2 separate regions of the Homo sapiens genome follow, and region 1 is linked to region 2. The links are chromatin loops, found by intact Hi-C in ENCODE. Cell type or tissue: PC-3. All regions are shown on one strand. Each heading gives the region's core, and the rest is flanking DNA. Links, peaks and the distances in the headings are about the cores only.

What was found. A loop is a pair of places that touch in the nucleus more often than their neighbours do. Peaks named below come from ENCODE experiments on the same cell type or tissue, not always from the same donor. Only the 100,000 strongest peaks of a DNase experiment are listed, where the experiment ranks them.
Region 1: a loop joins it to region 2, with 2.7 times the contacts of the local background. A loop is called at or near these places in 4 of 110 quality-filtered maps.

What each region holds. Positions count from the first base shown.
Region 1 is chr6:145,147,089-145,150,012 of GRCh38, forward strand. No RefSeq gene overlaps it. Among named protein-coding and RNA genes, the nearest start is that of TRQ-TTG4-1, 34 kb to the right of the region's middle. In PC-3, for the core only: no CTCF peak of the experiment used is centred there; a DNase peak (open chromatin) is centred at 1,503; H3K27ac peaks cover 981 bases.
Region 2 is chr6:145,632,695-145,635,618 of GRCh38, forward strand. EPM2A (EPM2A glucan phosphatase, laforin) reads right to left here. Exons shown (of 4, transcript NM_005670.4): 3 at 2,551-2,792. Among named protein-coding and RNA genes, the nearest start is that of EPM2A-DT, 100 kb to the right of the region's middle. In PC-3, for the core only: CTCF peaks have their summits at 1,496 (motif pointing left) and 1,696; a DNase peak (open chromatin) is centred at 1,487.

The sequences.
Region 1 (2,924 bases), core at 240-2,739, 490 kb before region 2:
AAAATATTTCCTTTGTGATAAGTTTATTGAATAGATTTGAACATAATGATTAAGAGCGTAAATCAAGAGAACAAAATTTGTTTTTTATCAGAAGTGAGATCTTGGGCAAGCTGTGTAATCCCTCTAAGCCTTATTTCCTCACCTGTAAAATGTGGGATAACAGTAATTGTTATTATTTATTTTCTGTAGGGTATATGCTAGTGCTTTCTTACATTAATGCTTACTCTTCAGGATTTATTTTAAGCAGTGTTCTATAACAGCCTTAGCATCTTGTCAGCACATAGAATCCCTTTATCCACATAATATTGATTGCATTAAAAATTAGAATCAATAATTCTATTCAGTATATTTGCTGTTCCTTAAAATATAGCAAGTCATGCAATATGTAATCAATATATTCTTGTTCTACTTTCACACTCATCTCTCCAATCTGTCAGATTGAACCACAGTATAGTAGAAGAAGGATGAAGTAAAGTGAGCAAAATCCTTATGTCTAGTCCCTGAAGAGTGCCCACATGCAAGACAGCAAGACCTCAGTGTCTGGGAACTGTCTATATCTGTCATTCTGACCACATGTCACCTCTGCTGGCTGTCCTTTCATTCTCCAGTGCTCAGCCTCTTCACTTACACTGTTTCCATCTGCTTTCTCACCTCCTGCAGACTAGCTGCAGCTTGAAAATCCCATCTCCCTCAACTATGCTTATTCTCTCTCTAAGGGGCCTTACATGACATCAGAAATACTTAATGATACAGTCTGAGTCATACACATTTGGATTACTGTACCCTCATTTTAGCTTGCCCAACAGTACTAAGTGAATATTCTTTTTGTAATTATAAGACTATGAGTGATTCTGGGCCCCTTCTAAAAAAAGAAGTCACACTCTAAGATAACTTGCCATCGTGAATCTGCATCTAAGCTTTGCCATCACTTTTAATGCAAGTGTTTCAAGAAGGATGACAGGTAGATAAGTAGGCAGACAGAGAGACAGCCATAGACCCAGATCTGGACCTGTGCAGGTGTAGATATATGGTATAGATCCTAAATATAGTCATGGTTAAAGACAGAGCTCTAGAGTATCTCCTGCCTCATCTGTCCCTGGCTAACTGGGGTGATGAAGGCTGCTGTATGAACCCAGGAAGGGTGGTGGGGGTGTTCCCTTTAACATAGCCCAGCAGTGGTAGTCTTCTGAACATAGGCACAGAAACATTTCCATCAGCTTACACAGTTCTTTAGACTCACAAGAAACTGAGTTTATTGTTAAGAATGCCAATTTATTACTCTAATTGTAGCTAAAGCTAGGAATGAGGATGGATCAGCCACATGCAGAGGGCATATGAGTGATCATATACAAGTTCATGGTAAGGAAAACACCCAGAGAATGTTTGCCATAAAAATACTTGCACCATATCGATATAGCCTGGGGTAATTTCCCTTTGTACTTTAAGGATATTTATATCTCAAGGGCATTTTGGTTCAACATGGGGCAACTCTGATGAGTCATTGTAGCTGCAGGGCACCCAGTGCGGTCAGACAAGGCTGTCATTGCACTTGCATCACAGCTCAAGATTTTCTTCTGCTCCACCTGGCTCTCATGTGAACAAGAGCTGGCCCTTGTGTATTACATTTGCATTTCCTGTATACCTATCTTGGCTGCTCTATTCACTACCTTTTTATACCTATCCATTCTTTTTCTCTTTTTTTCTAAAGTTTTGTTCCCTTTGAAGACTCTTGCTCTTAAAACAAGGAGTATCCAAATTCATCACTTAAAAGTCAATCTTCCTACAGGTTTCATCATGGAATTTTTGAATCTATTCTGATTGCACTAGTTATCCTTTAGTGAAACTATTTTTATTTCACAGACTTAGAGTCTCTCGAACTTGGTATGCAACTCTGGGCAAAAGCATTTGAATGTGTGTTTTTCATTTTGATTAAGAAATGAGAGCACTTTGAAGATACATCCATGATGCTGGCTACCCGTAAAGAAAATAAACTGAGTGTCAATGGAACAGACAGAGAATCAGAGAACAAAAGAAAGTCAAGAGATTTACCCAAGGTCAGTGAGCACATTTGTTATAGAGCTGAGAATAGATGTCACCTACCTCCTTGGCCAGTGTCCTGTACAACAGATCCTCTGGTCAATATTTCTTTTTGTGCCATGAAGGGCAGTAGACAAACCTCTTTAGTATAACAAATGTGAGTCCTGGTGCCTTGGCTTTTTACTTGAATTTACTTCTATCCTTAAAATCTTCTCTTCAGTGCATTCTCAGGAGTACTGTAGTTTTAAGTTTTTTTTTCTATTTAAACATATATATTTAAGTACTACATGTGTAAATATATAGTTTAAGAAAATTGAGACATATCATTTTACAGATTAGTTACATGTATTAATATGAAAATTCATGCAATTTCTATCCTATCTTCAAGGTACAGTTCAAATACTGAATAATTTTTGTTATTCTTACTCCAACATACCAAAATTAATTATTCTGTCTCCTATAATCCTATATTTATTATTATACTTATTTTAATTACCTGTGCCTTTATCTGGTTTCTTTAGATGCAGATAATTTTTCTTATCCCTATTGGGATCCCTCATCCTTAGTAGTTTCTGGCATGTAGTATGAATTTAATAAATGCTAAGAGAAAATATGTTTATATACACCTTCAATGATTTTTCCCCCTAGATTCCATTGTACTTTCAAGAAGCATCATAGTAGATATGATGCAGACCCAACAATGTAACCCATAATAAATACCACACTTAGGGCTTTCCAGTGCTTACTTTATACGGCATTTTGCTCTTGCAACTGTGCAGCAAGGAAAGAAAAATCTCCTGCCTCTGCCAGTGGTAGGGTAGGGAGAGGGGGGAGCTGGCAGAGTGGAAGGGAGAAGCCTCTATGTTTTGACTATTTCTTTAAACACA
Region 2 (2,924 bases), core at 154-2,653:
TGCTGCAGCTCAAAACACTTCCAACTGGGTTTTTCTCTAGAGTTCTAAAAATATTCAGCTGATTAATCTATGTGTTCATTGGGCTAATACTGTGAGCCACAGACATTGGTCTATTGGTAAAAAGTTCCCCTGCCACTCAGAAGTGGTTATTAACCCTTAGATTACACCCCCAGGTTAGGCCAAGCCAAAGAAATCCATTAGTCGGTCTTACAGCTGGGCCTTTATCACGTGGAAGCTTGCATTTTGCAGCTCAAATGCCACTGCACTGTCTCAGCCTGAAAGAAGCTATGCTACTGCACTAACAGTTACGACTGTGACCTGGTAACCCACTGACCGCAAAAAAGGTTCGTGAACACAACTACAATGGGTCCTTGGGGATACAGTTTTCCCTCAGGCTTCTGCAGAGTCCCAAACTATCAAGCAAATTACTATCTGTCAGCAGAGCCTTCAGGTAATCAGTGTGTGGGTTGGGATGGGATGGCGGGGGATGCGTGGCACAGTTGGCAGCCTAACTTCTCCCAGCCTCGTCTCACATCATTCTCCAACAGGATAACAATGCTGTCAAATCAGATTCAGAGATGCTAACATCAAAATGCTCTCTGGAAGCTACAGTCCTTCAAATCCTAACTATCTTCTCTGTTTTGAAACCAGGAAAACCAGCTGGACAAGGTAAATATCACCTGGATTCAACCAATGTGCATCTTCGCAAATGAAGTTTTTCTTTTTTTCTTCCTTGAAGAAGGGCAGAGCTCTTACAGCTAAATCATGCTTCCTTAGGTCAGGTTACCAAGAGGAATAACCAGACTGTCAGCAGCTCTCTCCACCTTCAGGAACAAACATTATACCCCATCCCCAATGGCAATTCAGCTCAGACACAGATCAACAAAGGGGCCCAGCCTGGCCAGGAGGACCACCTGAGATCCATAAAGGGCTGAGGTGGGCAAGGTCCAGAAACGTAGATTTCCTGTGGTCCTCATGGTTTTTTATCTTGCAGACCATTCACTCTTGGGGAGACAAGCTACTTCCCTTGCAATTTGTAGGCTCTGCCTAACTCCAGATGATCATGAACATAAGGGGTTGAAATTGCATGGGTCTGAAGAACCTGCCTGAAGCGTCTGTGTAAGAATGCAGGGAGAAGCTTCATAGCTGGTAAAGTTGCTGTCTGGAGCAATGTTCTGGGTCCGACTGCCAGCCTTGAAATTCAGAATGGGCCTCTTTTTAGTTCTATGACATGGGCAATAACTTTTTCATGCCTCAGCCTCTTCGTCTGCAAAATAGAGACAGCTACAATATCTGCCTGGAGTCTTATTATGAGAATTAAATAAGCTAATTCTTGTAAATTGCTTAGGAGAGTGTTTTGTACATAATATACATTTGGGGGAAGAGGGCTAAAGATAGAAACGTCTCTGAGCTGGATATCACTGTCCTTTCCCCAGCAGAGGAGGTCATCAAACTCCTTAGCCTCTCCCATTTCTGAAGCTCTCTGCTGCCCCCTGCTGACAGCTGCTTGATACTATCGGTGTAACTTGGTTCTCTCCTCTGCCGACTGTAGTTATCTCTACTCCTCTTCGACAAGTACCCTATTCTACAACCAGGCTAAAATCCCTATCATTCCTCTAAAATTCCATGCTTCTGTGCCATAGCCTGTGCTGCTGCTTCCCCCTAGCATGCCCTTTCTCCCTCCACATCTACCTATCAAAGCCATGCCCACCTCAAGTGCCATGGCATTCACGCAGCCTCCCTTTGTCGCTCCCCAGAATGTGCTCTTCCCATGCATAACCCTCCTCCAGCACGGTCCTCACTCCTCTCTTACCCATTCCCCTCTGTGCTGTAATTAGTGTCGAACTCGTCTTACTGTACAACTGCTTCTTCCTGCTATAGGATAGCGTCTAAAGTCCTTTTTGTCGCTCAAATCCTGCAGGATCATCTTTCCTCGTTCTCTGATCCAAGCCACATTGGTCTTTCAGTTTTTGCAACACTCTGTGCTCTCTCCTGCCACAAGGATTCTTCTAAGCTGCTGCTTCTGCCTGGGTCACTCCCTCCACTCACTCTTCCTCCAGCCCACCCTCAGATCTTAGCCCAAACACTACTTTCCAAGAAAACCCTCTTTGACCCCACTTCTTGGCCTGATTACCTGTACATAATCTCATAGCAATATCTATATATTTTCTAACAAAAAATTCATCATAGTTTTAAACTTCTATTTTTAGTCATTTGATTAACATTTGCCATCCCTATAGGACAATGCGCTCCGTGGGGGCAGAAGTTGTGCCTGTCTTTCTTTACTGCTGTGTTCCTAGCTACTAGCATAATGCCGCATACCCAGTACATACACAATAAATATGTGTTGAATGAATAAACAAAGAAGCCACATTAAACAGAATCTTAGCCACAGTGTCAAAACATATGTATTATATATATTAAATCTAAAATCTTATATTTATTCCATTTCTACCATTCATTTTTAAGATATTAAATTATAGATAGACAGACAGACAGCAAGGGTTTCTCTGAAATACAGCAAGGAGGCAGAACAGTTCTGATCCTTACCTTCGGTGCTCATATCTGGTGTTGGCATCCAGATGTAGGCCAAGCCTTCTTCCCTATATAGTTTAATCATAGTGTCTGGAGTCATGGGCTCTGGGTAGCGGTTACAGCCTGAGGAATTCTGTACAATATCCCATTCAGTCTGGAAATTCATTACAGCTGTAATCCCCAATTCATGCTTCAGTTTGATGGTTACATGTTCCACCTGACGAGGGCAGCTACCCAGCCAGATATTTGGTAGAATTCTAATGAGAACATATGGAGACAACTATCACTAGTGTTGTTCTGATTTGAGGTTTAAGGAGCTGCATAAAACATGTAGTATTAAAATATAACTAACCTTTAAGTCTGGCACAGGAAAAGCTAGATATTTTAGA